Linked DNA regions of Homo sapiens: region 1 is linked to region 2. The links are chromatin loops, found by intact Hi-C in ENCODE. Cell type or tissue: heart left ventricle. All regions are shown on one strand. Each heading gives the region's core, and the rest is flanking DNA. Links, peaks and the distances in the headings are about the cores only. Region 1 overlaps ELOVL2-AS1 (ELOVL2 antisense RNA 1). Region 2 overlaps LINC02522 (long intergenic non-protein coding RNA 2522).

The links. A loop is a pair of places that touch in the nucleus more often than their neighbours do. Peaks named below come from ENCODE experiments on the same cell type or tissue, not always from the same donor. Only the 100,000 strongest peaks of a DNase experiment are listed, where the experiment ranks them.
Region 1: a loop joins it to region 2, with 14 times the contacts of the local background. A loop is called at or near these places in 39 of 110 quality-filtered maps.

Annotation. Positions count from the first base shown.
Region 1 is chr6:11,066,408-11,071,792 of GRCh38, reverse strand. The region is part of intron 3 of ELOVL2-AS1 (ELOVL2 antisense RNA 1); the gene reads right to left. Among named protein-coding and RNA genes, the nearest start is that of SMIM13, 25 kb to the left of the region's middle. In heart left ventricle, for the core only: a CTCF peak has its summit at 2,642 (motif pointing right); no DNase peak of the experiment used is centred there.
Region 2 is chr6:10,475,388-10,480,772 of GRCh38, reverse strand. All of the region lies in intron 1 of LINC02522 (long intergenic non-protein coding RNA 2522), which reads left to right. Among named protein-coding and RNA genes, the nearest start is that of LINC02522, 3.9 kb to the left of the region's middle. In heart left ventricle, for the core only: a CTCF peak has its summit at 2,145 (motif pointing left); no DNase peak of the experiment used is centred there.

The DNA of each region.
Region 1 (5,385 bases), core at 225-5,224, 590 kb before region 2:
TTATGTAGAAATGCAGATGCTATGTTATGGAAGTATAGAAGAAGTAGAAGCAGAATTCATGTTGAGTGGGGATGAAAAAAGAGAAAGCTTCCCAAAGGATGTGGTCTTGCATTGGTATTTTAAGAATAAATGGCATTTCCAGCTGGGTACAGTGTCTCACACCTGTAATCCCAGCACTTTGGGAGGCCGAGGCTAGTGGATCACTTGAGGTCAGGAGTTCAAGACCAGCCTGGCCAACATGGTGAAACCCTGTCTCTAATAAAAATACAAAAATCAGCTGGGCCTGGTGGTGGGTGCCTGTAATCCCAGCTACTCGGGAGGCTGAGGCAGGAGAATCGCTTGAGCCTGGGAGGTGGAGGTTGAAGTGAACTGAGACCATGCCACTGCACTCCAGTCTGGGCAACGGAGTGAGACTCTGTATCAAAAATAATAATAATAATAAATAAATAAATGGCATTTCCATAGATGGAGAAAGGAGAAGTGAGAAAAAGAAAAGGCATTTCAAGTGAGCATGGTACACGTTCTCAGGAAACAATCAGTATCACAGAGCACGTGAGGATGAAATTGAAGAAACAGACAGAGCCCACTTAGAGAAACTTACATGTCATGCTTGGGCACTAGGTTCAATTGTAGAGTAAAGGGAACCCAGTCTTATTATATCCAACCAGTTATTTCTTCTCCCAAACACAGCAAGAGCAATTTTGTTTTGAAATGCAGAGCTGAGAATGTACTGCCTATCCCATCTACCCTGCCTTCCATCGGCCTTTTTTTTACCAGCTCCCACTTTCTAAAGTAAAATAGCAACACTCCCCCTGATCTCCTTACTATGGAATCTTCCTTGTCTTTCACTTATCCTTTCTGGATGCAGAGTGGTGCACCTGCTGCTTTCTGTGTGTGCAATGCTCCTCCTCCACCAGCCTACCCCTCTCTTCAGCTGGTTAGCACCGTCCACCAAGTTCAGGTCATCTCAGCCCAAATATTGCTTTCTAACTTAGCTGGCTAAATTAGGTTAACATATTCATATAATTAAGATATTCACATAGAGTACCCTTTCAAAACACATATCACAGTTCATAATTTTTTTTAAATTATTTTTTGTGACAGGGTCTCCCTCTGTTGCCCAAGCTGGAGTGCAGTGATGCAATCTCAGCTCACTGCAACCTCCGCCTCCCAGGTTCAAGCAATTCTTGTCCCTCAGCCTCCGGAGTAGCTGGAATTACAGGCACATGCCATCACACTCAGCTAATTTTTGTATTTTTAGAAGAGACGGGTTTCACCATGTTGGTCAGGTTGGTCTCAAACTCCTGACCTCAAGTGATCCACACCTGCCTCCCAGCCTCCCAAAGTGCTGGGATTATAGGGTGTGAGCCACCGTGCCCGGCCTACAGTTCATAATTAAATACTTACTAACCTCTTCATTTGGTGAAAGTCTGTTCTCCAATAAGACCATAAACTCCCTAAAGACAGAGATATTTTATGGTTTGGATGTCTCCTCCAAAAGTCACATTGAAATTTAATTGCCACCGTAACAGTATTAAGAGGTGGGACCTTTAAGAGGTGATAGAGGCTCTGCCCTCATAAATAGATTAATGCCATTCCCTTGGGAGTGGGTTAGGAGTGAGTTCCAGATAAAATGAGTTCGACCCCCTTTCCTCTGCTCTCTCATGGTCTCTTGCCCTTCCAGCTTCCACTGTGGGTGACACAGCAAGAAAGCGCTTATCAGATGATCAGCCCCTTGACCTTAAACTCCCTAGCCTCCAGAGCCATAAAAAATACATTTCTTTTCCTTATCAATGACCCAAACTGTGGTATTCAGTTATAGGAGCATAAAACAGACTAAGATAGGAGATAATGTGTTTAGCTTAAAATGGGATTCCCACCACTTAACACTTTGTCTGTCACATGGTTTGCTGAATGAATGAGTAGGAATGACATAATTTGGACTGAGATTTGGCAGATGAATCAGAAGAGACTGGAGGCTATAAGTGTGCTTGCTCACAAGAATATATGGTGGGGAGGCTGTGTTGAAGAAAGGCATAGTATTACAAATTTCTTATTTCTTTTTTTTTTTTTTTTAGAGATGGAATCTCACTCTGTCGCCCTCAGGCTGGAGTGCAGTGGCAAGATCTTGGCTCACTGCAAGCTCCGCCTCCCAAGTTCACGCCATTCTCCTGCCTCAGCCTCCCAAGTAGCTGGGATTACAGGTGCCTGCCACCATGCCCGGCTAATTTTTGTATTTTTAGTAGAGAAAGGGTTTCACTGTGTTAGCCAGGATGGTCTCGATCTCCTGACCTCGTGATCCGCCTGCCTTGGCCTCCCAAAGTGCTGGGATTACAGGCGTGAGCCACCGCGTCTGGCCTACAAATTTCTCATTTTCATTAAGCCCATTTCTACTTTTTCCATGTGTAAACTATACACACATTAATGACTATATGTGCATGTATATGTCTTTCTAGGGGATCTGCAGGAGACAAATACCACTGGTGCATGGATAGTTTGTCAGAAGGCCATTTGCTTAAAGGAGAGGCTTCTTTTAGTACAGATTTTAAATAACATTCTCCAAATCCTATATTTAAGACACAAGTCAGAATGATCACATTGGCATAAATCACCTGCATTTATCAGAAGTGTATATAGTTTCTCCAGCAGAGGGTGCTAAAATATAAATTTGACACAGTGAAGCTCAGCATAAATTTATTCAATAGATTTGTCAGCTCAGTCTTTATTGTCAGGTTCTTGTAGCAAATCTAACCAAAAAGGGCCAGTCTTGTAGATTATGAGCATGGGAAGTCTTAGAACCAAAGTTTTACAAATGTGAAATTTTTAGTATTAAATCTTAAATACGAGGGCAATTTCCTCCAAGTTAGCTTGCTATAATACTTTGTAAAACTTTTAGTTAATGTTTTTTGGGGAAAGAACTTGTTACAAGGGGCTATATTATGTGTTATATACATAATATTTATATATTATGATTATAATGTAAGTCATCAAAGGACTGGAAAATAAGCCTTTTTAGAAAGATGGGCAAAATTATCATTAGTCCCTCCAATTTGTAGAGGGTGAGCGTTTTATCACACTCATCAAGACAAAATCCTTTCTCAAGTTATAGAGGCTCATTTTAATCCTCAGAAGCCTTTTTAAAAACCCTATATTTCAGTCAAATGAGGCTAGGTAATGCTGCAGTAACATTCCACCTCAAAGTTTCAGTCACTTAAAACATCCAGGGTTGATTTCCACCTTGTGCTGCATATCTATCACAGAGTTGGCTGGGGGATCTACCAGGTGAATCAGACCGAAGGAGCAGCCGTCACCCCAAAAGTCACCAGTTACTGTGGCAAAGGGACAGCAAAGCACAGGCAATCATGCGTTGGCTCCCAAAGTTTGTCTGGAGGTGGCATCCACTTCCTTCACTCACACTGTCTTAACTATACAGTAAATCACATGCCCACATCTAACTTCTAGAGTTCAGGAAATATACTACTATTGTGAATTTGGAGGAAAACCAGAAATATTTAATGGACAGCACTAAGAACTATTACATGTTATAAATGTGATAAGAAGAAAATAAAACATGTAAGTGTAAACATTAAAAAAATCTCATTGGAAATAATATAGCAACATTGATTTATACGTTATCCTTATATCTTTGAAGTGAGGGCCTGTAGGCTTATTATTAACTCAACTTTCATCCTTAGTCACAAGAGTTGCTAGCACGGATAATGAAAATACTTTGCTTTTGAATTCATTACTACATACTGTTTGGAGGGGAGGAGTGGGTAGTCGATTTACTCCTCTACTTAGGTTTGTCTTTGATTAATGTTAAACCTGCTTGACTTTCCTGAGAACATAACTGCAAGATGTGCGAGGAGGCAGGTGGGAGACACTAGGCTTGGGAAAAGGTCAGGCAGCCTGAGCTTCTGCTGCTGACAGGTGACAAAACAGAAATGAAAACCTTGCTGCTTAGCACGCCCTTTTTGCTTAGCCTCGTAAAGCCAGAGAAGCAGGTTTTTCTAATAAAGATGTAAAATGAAGTAAGTAGTCCCTCCAAGTACTAGAAAGGAGAGCCTTGCTTCTTAGCACACCCAAAAGGAATCTCAGATGGATCTGCCACTAAGCACAGAGTTTGGTCACCTTGTGCAGTGATAGCTGCTCACTGCTCACCAAGAACAATGCAGGGTTGCAGTCAGGTTGTAATCAGAGAGGCACAAAACAGGTTATCTTGGGAACCGAGGCTTTCCTGCCAAGATAGACCTGGCAAGCTGCCTGACCTAAACAGATAATGGCAGTTAATACAGGTGGACAACATGACCTTAACATCAGCACTCCAACCTGGATCCTGCCTGGAAAGGCAGTGAAGGCAGGGTCAGAGTTTAGTTCCTATCTGTCTGTGTCGCAAGTTGCTGAGCTGGGGAGAAAGCTTTAATGAATGCTTTGTGCATTTCCACGTAGTCAATTGGGAGAAAGAGAAGCCCCAAAGGAACTTCATTAGAATGTGGTATCACACTTTAATACTCATCATCTTCAATCCTCATCCACCTACACTTTGCTAATATCCTTCTCATCATTCAAGGGCCTTGCAGCTCCCACATTCTCCAAAATGCCTTCCCTAGACCCCCAAATTAGAATGACCTTTCTGCCTCCATCACTTTCTGTCTACAGCTCTACTACAGACTCCCGACAGCCCACTTTTTATTCAATCTGCTTTTGTATCTGTCTGTCTCCCGCCACCAACCTTTGGCCTGTGAGCATCTGGAAGGCAGAGATCAAACATCATTTATCTATGGATTTTGCTCAGCTCCTACCCAGTTCCATGTACACAGAAAGTTTGTTGATTTAGATTGACCACATGGCCATTTTATGACAGCATTCAATTTTTTTTTTGTTAACCTAGGAAAAATTTCAAACACCCATGAAAGTACTGAGAATAACATAGCACTCACTCAGCATGGCATTAACTTCTAATACGTTTACTCAGGCAGCGGAGCCTAGAGGTTGAGAACATGAACTCTGGAGTCAGAATGACGTGGTTCAGCTCTGTTTCTTATTACTTCACCTCTGGAAGTCTCAAATGGGAGAGTTTTTCTATCTGTAAAATTGGGCTGAGGGTTATTACACAGATTAACTGAGATAATATATGCAAAGCACTATGAGTGCTTGGTTCATAAAAAGGCCTCAAAAGGCAGCTACTATTAGTATCACATGTATTACCATAAACTCTTGAGACTGAGCTTACGGTCCATACAAAAAGGGACCATATATCCAAGCACAGTAATCACAAAAGTTGAAAATTATACGGATTAAAAACTATCTGATGAGAAAAAAAGAAGCTAAAGATCAAAAGAAAATTAAGAGACATATCAATCAATTACAATTATAGGCCCTTAT
Region 2 (5,385 bases), core at 266-5,265:
GGAGGTGGAGCTTGCAGTGAGTCCAGATCGAGCCACTGCACTCCAGCCTGGGCGAGAGAGTGAGACTCCCTGTCTTAAAAAAAAAAAGTATAAAAATTTTTAAATGAAAAGTTTTCAAGTTTAGAGAGTCTTCAATCTGTAAAGTACACTTCTCAAAAGAAGACGTACATCGGGCCAAGAAACATGAAAGGAAGCTCAACATCACTATTGTTAAAGAAATGCAAATCAAAACCACAATGAGATACCATCTCCTCTCAGTCAGAGTGGCTATTGTTAAAAAGTCAAAAAACAACAGACGCTGGCGAGGTTGCAGAGAAAAAGAAATGCTTTGACACTGTTGGTGGGAGTGTAAATTAGTTCAACCACTGTGGAAGACGGTGTGGCAATTCCTCAAAGAGCTAGAGGCAGAAATACCATTTGACCCAGCAATCCCATTACTGGGTATATACCCAAAGGAATATGAATCATTCTATTATAAAGATACATATGCATGTGTGTTCATTACAGCACTATTCACAATAGCAAAGACATGGAATCAACCCAAATGATAGACTGATAGACCCATCAATAATAGACTGAAAAATATGGTGCATGTACACTATGGAATAGTATGCAGCCATAAAAAGGAATGAGATCATGTCCTCTGCAGGGACATGGATGGAGTTGGAAGCCATTATCCTCAGCAAACCAACACAGAAACAGAAAATCAAACACTGCGTGTTCTCACTTTTAAGTGGGAGCTGATTGATGAGAACACATGGACACATGGGGGAAAGTAACACACAATGGGCACCTATCGGGTGTAGGGGGAGGGGGAACATCAGGAAGAATGGTTAATGGATGCTGGGCTTAATACCTAGGTGATGGGATGATCTGTGTAGCAAACCACCATGGCATTCGTCTACCTAGGTAACCTGCACCTCCTACACGTGTACCCTTGAACTTAAAAATTGAAGAAAAAAATTTATAAAGTGCATTTTTGTACTACAGGTTAAGTATCCCTTATCTGAAATGGTTGGAACCAAAAGTGTTTTGAATTTCAGATTTTTTCAAATTTTTAAATATTTGCAAATACATAGTAAGATATCATGGGGAATGGGACCCAATTCTAAACACAAAAATTGGTCTTAGCTTTTCATATGTACCTTATACACATAGCCTGAGGGTAATTTTATATAACATTTTAAATCTGTGATGAAACAGTTTGTATTAGGGTTCTCACATGTGGAATATTCTACTTGTGGCATCGTGTTGGTGCTCAAAAAGTTCAGATTTTGGAGCATTTTGGATTTCAGATTTTTGTTGTTGTTGAGACGGAATCTCGCTCTGTCGCCCAGGCTGGAGTGCAGTGGCCAGATGATCTTGGCTCACTGCAACCTCCACCTCCCAGGTTCAAGAGATTCTCCTGCCTCAGCCTCCTGAGTAGCTGGGACTACAGGCACACACCACCACAGCCGGCTAATTTTTTTATTTTTAGTAGAGGCAGGGTTTCACCATGTCGGCCAGGCTGGTCTCGAACTCCTGGCCTCAGGTGATCTACCCGCCTCAGCCTCCCAAAGTGCTGGGATCACAGGCGTGAGCCACCGCACCTGGCCCTACTAAATTTTCAAAGACTTTTTCCACTTAGCTCTCTTTTCCTCTTCTGTTTTTTTCCCCCTTCACCTTCCATAATTAAACTCTCAGGGTCCAACAGAAGTCTGATTGCACTGTTTATTTTTACCTCCTTTTTTGTGCTTTCTCCTAAAGCAGGAGTCAGCCTTTTTCTGTGAAGGGCTAGATAGCAATTTTTTTTAAGCTTTATTTTCCATTTTTTAACTTTAAGTTCCGGGGTACATGTACAGAACGTGCAGGTTTGCTACATAGGTATATGTGCGCCATGGTGTTTTGCTGCAACTATCGACCCGCCATCTAGGTTTTAAGCCCCACATGCATTAGCTATTTGTCCTGAGCATCTCTTTTTTTTTTCTTGAAGGAAGGTTGCACATCAGACAGTGTTAGTAAAAATTCAACTCCAAATGTTTTGGGACTCAGTGACTGTGGTCTTTCCTCATGAGTTTGTCACAACCAGATATGGACCCACAGGGGTCAGGGAGGTAATTTTTTAAAAAGATCAACAAAGAGACAGCAATAATATGGCACCATCTGCAGGTTAACTTGTGAATTACAATGATTTGTGTTGCATGTAATGTACTAGCTCTTCATTTAACTTTCCTGCTGGGCGGTCATTTCAGATCAACATCAAAAGCTACAAACTGGAAACAGAGGAAGATACTAGCCCCGTGTTTCTGATTCAGTATCACTGAAATACTTTGGAACCATATAAAGGGCAAAGTACATTCCACATGTTGAAGGACAGTGCCTGGCCCTGTGGGGTGTCATCCCCAAGCTGTAGGCATAGTGGCAACCCAGGGGTTCATCTCAACTCCCATCAGGTCAGTAGCTTTTTGGGTGATGAAGTGTATGGTCGGGATCAGCAGGTCCCCTGGTTATGCGCCCCCTGCCTCACCTCATTCTCTTTAGAATGTCCTAGGCACTGTTACTCTGGATCCCATGTCAGTAAATCGGGTACTCAGTGACCCTTAGGAAAGGCTACTATGTAGTGGATCATTGTGATGTTCTGCACAAGGTCCCCAGAGTTTAAATCTCTTTATTGTATCATGACAGAGACATGAGAGTTAACTTAGCCCTGGGACAAAATTGTGAATGTGCATTGTGAACTGCAAAATAATAAGAATGAATGAAAATGTAAACTGGTTTGGATCATATTTCCTGATGGGGATAGAAAAGAACACAATCAAAATCAAATGCAAAATCAACGGCTGCATACCATGTACTTGAGCCTGCACACATCTCTTCCAGCCAGCGTGCCGTATCTGGCCCAATTTGGGTCTGCTACTTGGTTGAGTTGCATAATCTACTATCCCAAGACAAACCAGGATTCCTCATGATCCAGACTGGTTAATGAAATGGATGGCTTGGCACAGTGGCTCATGCCTGTAATCCTAGCACTTTGGGAGGCCAAGGCAGTTGGATCACCTGAGGTCAGGAGTTCGAGACCAGCCTGGCCAACAGGGTGAAACTGTCTCTACTACAAAAATACAAAAATTAGCTAGGCATGGTGGTGCACGCCTGTAGCCTCAGCTACTTGGGAGGCTGAGGGATGAGAATCGCTTGAACCTGGGAGGTGGAGGTTGCTGTGAGCCGAGATCATGCCACTGCACTCTACCCTGGGTGACAGAGCGAAACTCTGACTCAAAACAAATAAATGTAGATGTTACAAGGAGCACCAATCCACCATGTTTTCGATTCTTACGGGTAGCACCAATTTTGGCCATCTCCCTCCGTCTCCCTGTGTGCATCTCATAATGCCCTCTTCTCCATCCTCCCATTGTCCCCTCCTCCCCCCAGATGAAGTACACACAATATATCTCTTTTGTTTGCTATCTTGGCAGAGTGGATAGGGTCAATTTCAGAAATTTCTACTTGGCTTTCCCCATGGAATGCCCTCACCCCACAGGCCAAAGACCCAATGGGGAGGCTATGCCAACTTCTGAGAATATTTACCCCAGTTATACATTTGTGGACTGAGGCCATGACTGCCGGTGGGCCTGTAGTCTTACTGAATCCACTGTGAGCCACCATGCCATGGACAGGACTCCATGGATCACCTGGTCACCATGTGCCCCACAGAAGCAGAGTGCGGGCAGCTGCAATGCTGTGGCAGGTCTCAGGGTATCAATGTCACTTCTGACCCTGTTCTAACAGTCCTCCAAAATACTTCAAATACTTGAGTATTTCCCCTTCCCTGGTGAACAGTTCTGTGAGATCTTAGGTCCCCTTGCAGAAGGACTCAGGAAATCATGACTGTGCCCATTTGCCAGGGTGTTACAGGGTCTTTCTGTTAGATACCTGGCCCTCCTCCCAGTCAAGGGCTTCAGGGTTTGAAATCTGGCGCATATTCAGAAACTGGGCAGGTGGTCCTGACTTTTGTAGGAGCACCCATCCTTAGTCTGCTCATTATCCATCCTGGATTTCTTCCTATGACACAGGTTGAGAAGCACCCCTGTCTGCCTGTGTATTTTGCTGCTAGGGATGTGGTCCTCTATGAACTATCTCCATAGCTCTCTGTGGTCCAGGCTCCCTCAGCTGCTTTTCTGAGCTTTTCCCTGATTGCGGTCATGGCTTCCACCTGGCTTCTGAGGATTATGTGCCACCACGTAGTTCTCCTATTTTAGGGTCTTGTCATCCCACTTGCTATCAGTAAGCCCAGCTCTGTTGAACCCTTCCAACTGTCTGCCCAGGCTGGCAGAGTAGAGCCACCACTGAGCTTCCGAGTGATGTGGGTGCTTTACGTCTTGGTGGAGGATGTTTTCTCTGAGCCTTCCTGTGGAGCATAAATATCTGGTAAGTGATCTGGTCTTGGATGGCACTTCACTGATCATACACACCTCCCTGAGTCTTACAATCCCTTAATCCACTGTCTGACTTGGCACTTCTGACATTTTAACATTACCTAGCATGGGCATCCTCTTTTTCCATGGTCCGAAAGCCATCTGTACTAGCGTCTGTGGCTGCCGTAACAAATGACCACAAACTGGATGGTGTAAAAACAACAGAAACTGTTCTCTGACAGTCCTAGAGGTCAAGGTGTCATCAGGGCCACACTCCCACCAGGGCTTTAGGGGGAGAATCGGTTCCTTGCCTTTTCCAGCTTCTGGTGGTTTCCAGCATTCCTTGGCTTGTGGCCATATCACTTCAGTCTCTGCCTCTGCCTTCACATGGTCTTCCCCCTGTTCTCCATTATCTATCTATGTGTCTCCTATAAAAACACTTGTCACTGGATTTAGGGCCCACCCATATAATCCAGGATGATCTCATCTCAAGATCCTTAATTCTGAAAAGACCATTTTCCCAAATAAGGTCACCTTCACAGGTTTTAGGGATTAGGATGTGGACATTTCTTTTGGGTTTGCAGGGGGTGGGGTGGAGGGCACCAAACTCACTATGTCATCTTAGTTCCAAATGTACACCATCTCCTGGGGTCTTTACTCGGGGGTTAAATCCTATATCTTTGGCCAGGGCTCTCCAGTCAGTAGACTCTCCCCCATCCACATTTATGTTCTGGCCCCCTTGACCAAGTACCCCAAGAATCCAGTCTTATTCATACCCCCTGACACTTTTGGTACCTGTTAGCTGGGTCATCAGCTCTCTTTGAGTTTAAGCCCTTTCTTCCCTTATAAGGCCCAGTGCAACCTCAGCTGGGTGATGCTGGAATTTAAACCTATACTAGTATCCGGGAAAGAAGCTGGGGCTCATCCTGGGTGGAGGGCACAAGTGTCTTGAAGGGAAGAGGCCTCTGCATTGTCTTCAAGCAATGGGGCCGGG